Regions from separate parts of the Homo sapiens genome. Here region 1 is linked to region 2. A link is an interaction called in ENCODE POLR2A ChIA-PET data of the cell type or tissue named here. Cell type or tissue: CD4-positive, alpha-beta T cell. All regions are shown on one strand. Each heading gives the region's core, and the rest is flanking DNA. Links, peaks and the distances in the headings are about the cores only.

What was found. Peaks named below come from ENCODE experiments on the same cell type or tissue, not always from the same donor. Only the 100,000 strongest peaks of a DNase experiment are listed, where the experiment ranks them.
Region 1: POLR2A ChIA-PET joins it to region 2 with 19 read pairs; 11 of 35 experiments call an interaction of 5 or more read pairs at or near these places.

Annotation. Positions count from the first base shown.
Region 1 is chr19:5,959,087-5,964,515 of GRCh38, reverse strand. All of the region lies in intron 1 of RANBP3 (RAN binding protein 3), which reads left to right. Among named protein-coding and RNA genes, the nearest start is that of RANBP3, 16 kb to the left of the region's middle. RefSeq lists enhancers at 1-490, 491-1,042, 1,176-1,823, 2,418-2,637, 3,121-3,770 and 1 more and a silencer at 2,098-2,147. In CD4-positive, alpha-beta T cell, for the core only: no CTCF peak of the experiment used is centred there; a DNase peak (open chromatin) is centred at 2,285; H3K4me3 peaks cover 1,315 bases; H3K27ac peaks cover 5,000 bases.
Region 2 is chr19:5,825,965-5,831,253 of GRCh38, reverse strand. It overlaps NRTN (neurturin), which reads right to left. Exons shown (of 3, transcript NM_004558.5): 3 at 2,930-3,505. The coding sequence ends at 3,081. It overlaps FUT6 (fucosyltransferase 6), which reads left to right. Exons shown (of 3, transcript NM_000150.4): 3 at 1-846. Among named protein-coding and RNA genes, the nearest start is that of FUT6, 11 kb to the left of the region's middle. RefSeq lists silencers at 2,144-2,193, 2,894-3,223, 3,394-3,463, 4,262-4,556 and an enhancer at 2,831-3,519. In CD4-positive, alpha-beta T cell, for the core only: no CTCF peak of the experiment used is centred there; DNase peaks (open chromatin) are centred at 1,803, 3,163 and 4,563; H3K4me3 peaks cover 1,935 bases; H3K27ac peaks cover 615 bases; H3K27me3 peaks cover 270 bases.

The DNA.
Region 1 (5,429 bases), core at 285-5,284, 130 kb before region 2:
CAGACAGGGACGTGTCTCCAGAGGCCGACGCAGTGCTTAGTGCACAGTGGGTGCTGGGATGTGTGGAATTGCTGAGGGAATATTAGGATTGAATCTTTTCATCCTCTGTGCAGCTGGCAGAGTGGTTCCCAGGCTCAACTAGGTGGGACAGAGCACCCTGACAGCCATAGCCACGTGAGGATGACTGGGTGGAGGTGGGGGGGCAGGCCAAGCAGGTCTAAGGGGTTCCCAACATCTGGCAGAAGTTGGAAAGGAGAGCAGAGATGGCCAAGCTTCCTGTGCTGGGGCTGGCTTGCTTCTTAGCCTGTCTGTGCTCATCGCTGGGGCTGCAAAGACCAGGACCAGGACACCGGCCCTGTCCTGGGGAATCCCAGCTGGTCCCATTTTGCATCGGAGCCTCACAAGTGGGTTGAGGGTAGCAGGGGATGGGAGGGAGAGCCAGCACCGTGGGCCCGGATGCCAGCAGGGGCTCACTCCTTTCAGTTTCTGGCCAGGCCATCTTCCCTTGCTGTTTTCCTGGGGTACCAGGGGGCAGCAGGGGACTCTCCCTGGCCTGGGTCTGTGATCATCACAGGATCACAATTGTTGGGCTCAGGCTGGGTGCTGTCTGGGCATGTGAGCTGAGGAGGTTCGCAGGGTAGAGGATGCTAGATGGGACGAGGGTTCTGAATTCAGCAGCAGCCATGTGGGACTTGGTGCACAGTGCCCCTGAAGGCCATGGTGAGGCCAGAGAAGAAGTATGTGGTGGGCCAGAGCACTTCACACATTGTTTGAGGTGACTTGTGTCCAAGGAAGAGGGGCTCAGAATCTCCCCCGCTTCACACACCAGTGTTGTCCACAGTGGTCCTTGAAACGTCATTCTCAGGCCTCATTGTGGATGTCCCTGGAAATGGGGGGGACTCCCTAGTCAAATAACTTTGAGAAGCGTCTGGTCAAATGAGTTTCTTTCCTTTCTCTCTGTTTTTGAGACAAGGTCTCACTCTGTCACCCAGCCTGGAGTGCAGTGGCACGATCATGGCTCACTGCAGCCTCTAACTCCTGGGCTCAAGCAGTCCTCCCACCTCGGCCTCCCAAGTAGCTGGGACTACAGGAGTGCGCCACCATGCCTGGCTATTTGTTTGTTTTTTGTAGAAATAGGGTCTCATTATGTTGCCCAGACAGGTCTTCAACTCCTGGGCTCAAGTGATCCTCCCTCGTCACCCTCCCAAGTGCTGGGATTACAAACATGAGCCACTGTGCCTCGTATTGGTTTTCTAATCTCTTAATATACGGATGTGTAAAGTCAATCTCCAGACAGACTGCATTTTTTACAAACTAGGTTTCAACAGGGAGCATGTTACAGGACCAAAAACAAAAACAAAAAACCCAACCACTTGGTTGACAGATTCTGGGTCAAATAGTCTGCATTTGACTCCTATTTTAATATTAAAGGTCTTCATGGTGGGTCTCTAGAAATCTGCAGTGGTGATCTTCCCTTGACCTGTGAAAGAAAAGCTGGGCTAGGAATTGAAGCAGGTTGTTGAAGCCTCCCTACTTCTGGCCGCCTGTCCATTCCCCAAACTTGAGTTGGAGGTAGCGGTGTTCACACGCTGCTTCCTCACTGGTATAGCCAGAATCAGCCTGGTGATAGGGAATGGCTACGAACAGCAACCCGTGTGTCTGGTGGTCGGGGGCAGTGGGGCGGTCCTGCCTGGAATGGGGCTTGTGTGTCTTGTCTGTTTGCGATAGCCGTGCTGATTTGCAGTTGATCAACCTTTGGCCTGAGTAGAAATGCAGCGTGAGTAACTGACGCTCTGTGTTTTGGGTGCAGATGTGACTAAAGCTCATTTCTACATGTTAGTGCAGTGGCTGGGTCAGTCATGAATGCCAGACCTGCCATCAGCAGGGGTCCCAATGGGCCGAGATGGGCCAAGTTCATCTCCTATTGCTGTATCCTCTTGGTTCCGTTCCTCTGGAGAGCCCTGACCATGGCTCCCTGGGTCCTTGTCCTTGCGGCGTGTGACATTTCATTCACCCTCTAACTGCCGGTTGAGTGCCTGTTAAGTGTGAGGCTCTGTGTTTGGCACTGAGAATACAGAGAGAAACGGAACAGACGAGGCCCCACTTTCTAGAACTTACATCTAGGGGTAGATGCTGTCACCACACACCCCTCTGGGAGTGCCAGGGCTCCACAGTGCCTGGTCACCAAGTGCAAACACGCCCCTCCCTTTCAGTCAGATGTTTTCTCCTGAAGCGTCTGCCCTCAGCTTCCTGTTCTCCACTCTTCCTGTGGCGCCCTGCACAGAATGAGGGCTTAGTAAATATTTGTGAGTACGTAGCAGCTGGTGTTGTGTAGATGAATGACAGAGAGAGGGCCTAGTTCAAACACTCATTGCAGGGTGTTGATGCGGTGTACGCTGGGTGATAGGCTGTTTCAGCTGCTGTGGCCGTGGTCTCCGCGTGCCCCGTGGCAGGATATAAGGCCTGCTCGGGAGGGAGTGCAGCAGGGCAGGCACGCCTCTCACAGTGGGAGCTTCCTGAAGGAGATGGTGTCTGTGCAGGAGTAAGCACTGGCCATGGAAAACAAGGGGAACCACGCGCTCTTGGTAGTGGGACTAAACCAAGCAGAAGTCCAGAAGTGCACCCTAAGTGTGGGACGTGCAGCGACAGCGGGCTTTTCAGTGCCACCACAGTGGGAGGTGGAGGGTGAGTGGCTGGATGTGGCCTGTCTCAAGGTGCTCAGCCTCTAGTCTGTGGGAGACACTGCAGTTTTGTTTTGTTTTGTTTTGTTTTGTTTTGTTTTGAGACAGAGTTTCACTCTTGTTGCCCAGGCTGGAGTGCAATGGCACCATCTCAGCTCACTGCAACCTCTGCGTCCCAGGTTCAAGTGATTCTCCTGCCTCAGCCTCTTGAGTAGCTGGGCTTACAGGTTGCGCCACCACGCCTGGCTCAGTTTTTGTATTTTTAGTAGAGAAGGGGTTTCTCCATGTTGATCAGGCTGGTCTCGAACTCCCGACCTCAGGTGATCCTCCCGCCTCGGCCTCCCAAAATGCTGGGATTACAGGCATGAGCCACTGTGCCCGGCCGACACTGCAGTTTTTGTTTTGTTTTGTTTTGTTTTGTTTTGAGATGGAATCTCGCTCTGTCACCCAGGCTGGAGTGCAGTGGCGCAACCTTGGCTCACTGCAAGCTCAGCCTCCCGAGTTGCTGGGACTAAAGGCACCTGCCACCACGCCCGGCTAATTTTTTGTATTTTTAGTAGAGACAGGGTTTCACCGTGTTAGCCAGGATGGTCTCAATCTCCTGACCTCGTGATCCCCCCACCTCGGCCTCCCAAAGTGCTGGGATTACAGGTGTGAGCCACCGCGCCCGGCCAACACTGCAGTTTTAAGTGTGTGTTTCATGATAGTGCTTCTGGCTGCTCTGTGGAGGCCAGATCTAAGGGAGTGAGAGTAGAGGCAGAGAAGGAAAGGAGGGCTGAATGGTGGCAGGGGTGGGTACAGGAACAAGAGATGGGAGGCAATTGTGGAGGATCTGATTGGACTCCACCCTGGCTTTCTGTTCTCTGGGTGGCTCCTTTCAGAGCTTGACCCTCACGTCCCCTTCCATAGCCTCCCTCTGTCTCCAGCTGGGTCACATGTCCAGGCACAGGACAGGGTTGCTCCATCAGAGGGGCCCTCTCCTGGCCCATGCCCCTCAGCCCTGCCGTGTGTCCAGAAGGCTCCGGGCAGCACCTTGGCACCACAGCCTGCCCAGGCCTCCCATAGTTACTCAAATAGCTGCAGTCCCTTCCGTGCACCTGCAGATCCACCGACACGGTTCTCAACACCAGCGCGCACTCCTCTCCCATCCAAATGGTTCTCTCTCTTCTAGCCCTTCCTTACTAGCCTGGCACCAAGTGTCTTCGCCTCACATTTTCACTAATGTCCTCCTTCCCTCCCCCTTCATGAAGTGTTTGTTGAATCCATAAAGTGTGCCAAGTACTGTTCTCAGGCCATGGGGTACCCAGGGGAACAAAGCAGTCTCGGATCTTATGGAGTTTATATCTTAATGGGTGAGACAGACCATAAACCCATCAATATGGAGTGGATCAGGCAGTGACACTTGCTGTGAAGAGAAAGAAAGCATCTTAGCGTCACTTTGAGGCCTGTCCAAGGTCTCTTCCACAGATGCTGGAGTGCAGCATGTGTGTAATTCAGTCTGCAGTGGCTGGACCGCGCCTCTCTCAGGCCAGAGTCTGTTAGCGACAAGGGGCAGAAATCGAGCTCAAACTGGCTTAAGCAAAAATCAGCACTGATTGGCTTCACTGAAAAGTCTGGGGGCAGAGTTAGCTTTGGGCCAAGCTTGACTCAGGGCCGAACACAGGCCAGATTTAGTCTTCCCCCTCCCTCTGTGACTCTGCTACCTCTGGTTGGCTCTGGTCCAAGGCCCCTCTCGGTGACATGGGATTGCTGGCAGCCTCAGGGTCATTCACCAGCAGCTCAGCAGCCCCAGGATCTCCAGCGAAAGGCCTGGCCTTGTTCATGTGCCATGTGTTAGACGATGCATGCGGGACTCTTCTTGTCAGGCCTGGAGCTGGGGCTGAGCTTGGCTCCATCTGAACTGGGGGACAGGGGGACGAGGGGTGGGTAGCTCCCTAAAGAAAATGGGGTTGGAGAGTGCCAAGCTGGCTCAAACCCTGGCTCCTTCCTGTGCATCTTGTCACCTGGCAGCTGGCAGGGAGGCAAATGCAGAGGTCAGGGCTGGGCTTGTGGGGTACAGGCGTGGCACCGGAAGACCTCTAGGATCCTGGTGGCACACATGGTGTGGATACGCTGCTGCTCTGTCCCAGAGTCCCCCAGCATTCCTTTGACATCATTTATTGCCTGGCATAGGTGCATTCATTCACGTTTGTCAAGCAGCACCTGTGTGCTGTGTTGGCAAGAAGTCTGCTTAGGGAAACCTGGAAGTCTGGTTGGAGACCCCTCTGACCTCCCCTGCTCCCTTGTAGCCCCTGGGTCTCGCGCACGCCACTCACTCCAGTGTTTGCCTTGGCTGTACACGGTGAATCAGACCCTGGTGTGCCGAGGCTTCGGGGAGCATGGTGGGGGGAATGTCACCATCAGTGGGCTGCCTGGCTGTGGACTGATGCCCCAAGGTCAAGACCAGAGTCTGTCCTGCGTCTGCAGGAGTGGGATGGTGTCTGTTTGGTCATCTTGGTGCTGTCCCTTTCTCTCCACCTCAGTCACTACCCACCTGGTCTCCCCACAGCCACTCTCACTCCCTTCCCCAAACTGTTTGCTTTCAACCTAAACCAACCCCAGGCATCCCCTTGCCTTTTATGACATTTCCCCAGCAAGTCAGCATGCCCACCGCCTGCCCCTGGCCCCATCACCCCGCAAGCTGTGACTTCAAGCTGCTGCTGCTCTCCCTTCCAGCTCTTCTTGAGACCCCAGCACAGCCCCCTCTTC
Region 2 (5,289 bases), core at 290-5,289:
CTGGGATTTCACATGCTGGCTTCCAGGAGCGTCCCCTGCGGAAGCCTGGCCTGCTGGGGATGTCTCCTGGGGACTTTGCCTACTGGGGACCTCGGCTGTTGGGGACTTTACCTGCTGGGACCTGCTCCCAGAGACCTTCCACACTGAATCTCACCTGCTAGGAGCCTCACCTGCTGGGGACCTCACCCTGGAGGGCACTGGGCCCTGGGAACTGGCACCCATGGGGCCCCACCCATGAGTGATGGTTCTGGCTGATTTGTTTGTGATGTTGTTAGCCGCCTGTGAGGGGTGCAGAGAGATAATCACCGCACCGTTTCCAGATGTAATACTGCAAAGAAAACCGATGATGAGGCCGGGTGCGGTGGCTCACACCTGTAATCCCAGCACTTTGGGAGGCCGAGGCAGGCGGATCACAAGGTCAGGAGATCGAGACCATCCTGGCCAATATGGTGAAACCCGTCTCTACTAAAAATACAAAAATTTGCCGGGCGTGGTGGTGCATGCCTGTAATCCCAGCTACTTGGGAAGCTGAGGCAGGAGAATCGCTTGAACCAGAGAGTCGGAGGTTGCAGTAAGCCGAGATCGCGCCACTGCACTCCAGCCTGGCGACAGAGCGAGACTCTGTCTCAAAAAAAAAAAAAAAAAAAAAAAAAATTAGCTGGGTGCGGTGGCCGGTGCCTGTAATCCCAGCTACCCAGGTGGCTGAGACACAAGAATCGCTTGAACCCAGGAGGCAGATGTTGTAGGGAGCCATGATCGCACCACTGCACTCCAACCTGGGCGACACAGTGAGACTGTCTCAAGAAAAAAAAAAAAAGGGGGGAGTGTCCCTTTCTGAGTGTGCAATTCTGTGTGGAAGGTGACTGTGTAGGATCATGGGTCCTGCCTGCTGAGCCCTTATGGGTGGTGATCTCTGTGTCTTGTGAGTGTGCTTGTGTGTGTGTGTGAGAGAGACCCTCATCCGGTGTGCCGATGCGCTGATGACAACCGCAGCCCCAGGGAACTGCAGGGGCTTCTCGGTTTATTTATGTTCCAATTCCCTGGTGGGCTGGGCCCGCGCCCTGTGGTTGGGACGCTGGATCTGGGTGGGAGACAGGAAGGCCGAGGTCCGGGAGGCCCCGGAGGGTGGGCAACACTCACACACACATGCACACTGTGGCAGGGGAGCTTCGGGGGGGCGGCAGACCCCTGATGGTCAGCTTTCTCGCTGTGTGTCCTGGGCTGAACAACACTCCTCTCTGAGGCCAGGCCATCTAGGATGGGGAAACTGAGGCTCGGAGTAAGCGTCACTTGGGCTTCCGCAGCGTCTGGGAACTCCGGCCTCTCTGCGGAGGCCGGGCTGAGTCGGCCCAAAGGGTGGAGGAATCCACCACCTTAAACCTCAGAGTCAGAAGACTGCGGGGGTAGGCGGGGACCCCAGCCAGCGGCAGCCCTGAAACTGCTTCCCAAGCAGATCACCCGCCTGGCCGCCAAGCCCTGCTCTCAGGGCTCCCTGGAAGTCCTGCTGATTAGCCGCCTTGAGTGTCTCCAGCTGTAGCTGTGGGTCCCCGGGAGCCAGGGGCTAGGGATGTTCCTTCATGGCTGGGTGATTCTCCCTGGGGGCGGTTTCCGATCTGCGCCCTCCAGCTTTGCGGGGGGTGGGGGGATGCGGGCTGAGCCTGGGAAGGGACACTGTGGTTAGAGGGTGGTCCTAAGGGCAGACGTGTGGGAAGGAGGGGAGGGGGCCCAGCTAAGGAGAAGGGTTGTAGCCTTGGGAACCCCCAGTCTGAGGGGCAGGAGGGGAGGAGTCTCGCCTCGCCGGTGCCTGCTCTGGGCTCGCAGTGCCCGCCCCTTCCCCGCCCCTCAGACCGACCGTGGGACCCGCCGACCCCTCCCGCGCTCTGGCAACCCAACACCCGAGGCCTGCCAAGCATCAAGGTGACACCGTGGGGAAATCTAAACACCGAGCCGGGCTTTTTCCATACTCCGCAGGGGCTCGTCGTAAATCCCCCCCGTGGAGGCCCGGCCAGGGCTTTTATGGGCCGAGGACCCAGGTCTCTGGGGACCCAGCTCTACACCAGCAGGCGCCGGCTTCGGGCTGGATGGGGCTGGCGCCCGCCCCAGGCCTCTCCCCGCCGGGAGGTGGGCAGCGTGCGGGTATTTTTAGTAGCTGGTGGAAGGAGATAGTGGCTTTCAGCTCACCCTGGTGGGCGAAGACCGGCCCGAGGAGGCCGTCGGATAAGGGAGGCCCAGGTCCACCTGGACCTCACTCTCCTCACCCCCAGAGTGGCTCCCCCTTCCTAGAAACCCACATAGCGGGATCAGTGCGGACAGGGAGACGCTGGGGAACTGATTCCACCTGGATCTCAGGCTCCTCACCCACAGTGTCTCCCCCTTTCCCCCTCTCCAGAAGTCCACACAGCAGAGAGGTGCAGTCAGGAACAAGCTGGGGAAACTGGGTCCACCTAGACCTCAGTCTCTTCATCCCAGAAGCGAGAGGTGCAGTCAGCGACAATCTGGGGAAACTGGGCCCACCTAGACTTCAGTGTCTTCATCCCAGAAGCCCGCACCGCGGAGAGGTGCGGAAGGGAACAAGCTGGGGAAACGGGGTCCACCTAGACCTCGGTCTCTTCATCCGAGCGTAGCTTCCCTTTCCCCTCCCCAGAAGCCCACACAGCGAAGAGGTGCGGACCGGAACACGCTCGGGACGGGCAGAGGGACCCGTAGGGAGGCAGGAAGGACGGTCCCTGCCAACATAGCCCCATTCACCCCATTTTCCTTTTTGTCCGCCATAAACTGGACCCACTTTGCATCTACCCTTCCCCCAAAGCAAACAGCATCCTCCCACTACCCTGCAGCTGGGCCCCCCCCACTGGTCCCCGCTTTCCCGGTGGAGACGGCGACGTGGCCCACACGCGAGCCCCTCGCCGAGGATGAATCACCAGCCAGCTCGAGTTGCCACACTTTATCTCAGTACAGTTATCGCGAGAGTCCCGGGGCCGCGCCGGCGTGCTCTACGCACGCGCAGTCTTTCGCGGGGCCGGCCAGTGGTGCCGTCGAGGCGGGGGGAGTGGCCGCCGCGCCGGCCGAGTGAGGTAGGGTCACACGCAGGCGCACTCGCGCGCCGACAGCTCGTGCACCGTGTGGTAGCGGCTGTGCGCGTCCAGGAAGGACACCTCGTCCTCGTAGGCCGTCGGGCGGCAGCAGGGCTGCGCGCGCACCCGCTCCCGCCGCAGGCGCCGCCGCTGGCGCAGTCGTCGCAGCCCGAGGTCGTAGACGCGCGCGGCAGCCTCGCAGGCGCCTGCGCAGTAGCGGAACAGCACCGTCTCGTCGGACGCGTAGCCCAGGCCCAGCTCGCTCACGCGCACCTCCAGCTCGCGCAGCCCGCAAGGCCGCGCCCCCAACCGCGCACGCGCGCGCCGCCGCCGGGGCCCCGCCCGACGGCGCGGACCTGGGGGCCGCCCAGCCCAGGGCGTCAGCTCGCGCAGCTCCATCGCATCCGGGGCCCCCTGCAGGAGTGCACGGTCTGCGAGGGGAGGAAGAGAAAGGAGGGGGGGTCAGTGGGTGCAGGGGGTGGGAGGGAGCCCCCTACCCTCTCTGTACCCCTGCAAACGAAGACCCTTGCTGGGACGCCAGGCCTAGACGGCTTCTCGTCTCACTCCCAGGTCCCAAATTTCCCCACCCTCTTGCTGAGCTGCTCATGCACCCTCTCTGGGCGGCACTGGGGGGCACGTACACACTCACACCCCTACGCTGGTCCAAAACCCCTTTCTGAACCCTGAGCCTATATTGGCTGCCCAGAACCTGGTCCATCCTTTCTGGGCCGCTTTCCAGCCCGTCTCACCTTGAGCTGAGCTGACCGGGGTCTCTAACTCACCTCCTCTGGGCCCCTCTCTCACCCCATTGCTGCTCCATTCTCCTCGTCCTCCATCGCAAATCTATCTGGACCCCGCCCCTATGCTGGGCTGCCCCAGGACACTGGTGCATCCTCTCTGGGCAGCACTGGGGGGCTGCTTCCCATGCCCTATCCCTCTTTAGTGAGGTTGTCATAGGTCTCTAGAGCCCCCTCTTCAGGCCCCGACGTCTGCTCTGAGGCCCCGGGCTTTTCAGACTCCCTCCATCCCCACTGCCCCGCTGTGCAGTGGAGCCTCAGTTTCCCTATCCAAGAAATGAATCGGGGTGTTTGGGTTTCTCAGAATGCAGAGGAGCAGCAGGTACCGCAGCCTACTGCATCCGAAGCCTGTGTGGGGACCCCACTCCATGGAGTGGCAGCAGCTACTGTCAAGGCCACCCCCATGTGACAGGTGACAAAACGGACCATCCCAAGGTCACATCATTAGCAGGTGGCCGAGAGAGAGCGACAGAGGCGGGCTTAAAGGTCATTCTTCCTGCCTTCATCGTTCACCCAAGTTTGGCCCAGGTCCAGCCGCTTTCTCCCACACTCGCCAGGAGGTGCCCAAGTCACCGATTCCCAGGGCCTGGCAGCCTAAATTTATTACCCAAGCGGTGGCTCCACCCCCAAACTCGGAAGCCCCGGGAGAGAACTGCAGACGCTGGAATGACAGGCAGCGCTGCTGGCGGACCTGCAGGCAGGGGACTCCCAGCCCCAGAGCAGGTGGCAGTCACGCTTGTGGTTGGGAGAGGAAATCTTTAGTCCCCACCTGCCCCCCGGGCTGGTGCACCTGGCTGTCAAAAGAATGAGCCTCTGGGTGGCCCTGGGGAAGGAGGGGCTGTCTGTCTCCTGGGGTTTGGTGGGGGAGGAGATGTCTGTTCCCACAGGGGGTCTCAGAAACGAGACAAACCCAGCCTCAGAGCATGACTCTGCCACTTTCGCCACTTGCAACCTCAGGCCTCAGTTTCCCTGTCTGTCCCATGAAGCTTCCATGATCTCTGTCTTGGCCGGGGCTGAGAGGGTGGGAAATCGGTGCGGGGGGTGGGCGATGACTGAGCAACCTAGTCCGTGTTCTTTAAGCCCCGGAGCAGGACTGGAGTGGCCAGGACTGTGCTGGGGGGTTAGGGGGCACACCCAACCCCAGAGGGGTGCATCGAAGCAGACATTTGTGGGCTTGCCCGATACAATACAGGTGCCCGGCTAAATCTGAATTCCATATAAACAATGAATAATCTTTTTTTTTTTTTTGAGACGGAGTCTCGCTCTGTCGCCCAGGCTGGAGTGCAGTGGCGCGATCTCGGCTCACTGCAAGCTCCGCCTCCCGGGTTCACGCCATTCTCCCGCCTCAGCCTCCCGAGTAGCTGGGACTACAGGCGCCCGCCACCACGCCCGGCTAATTTTTTTGTAATTTTAGTAGA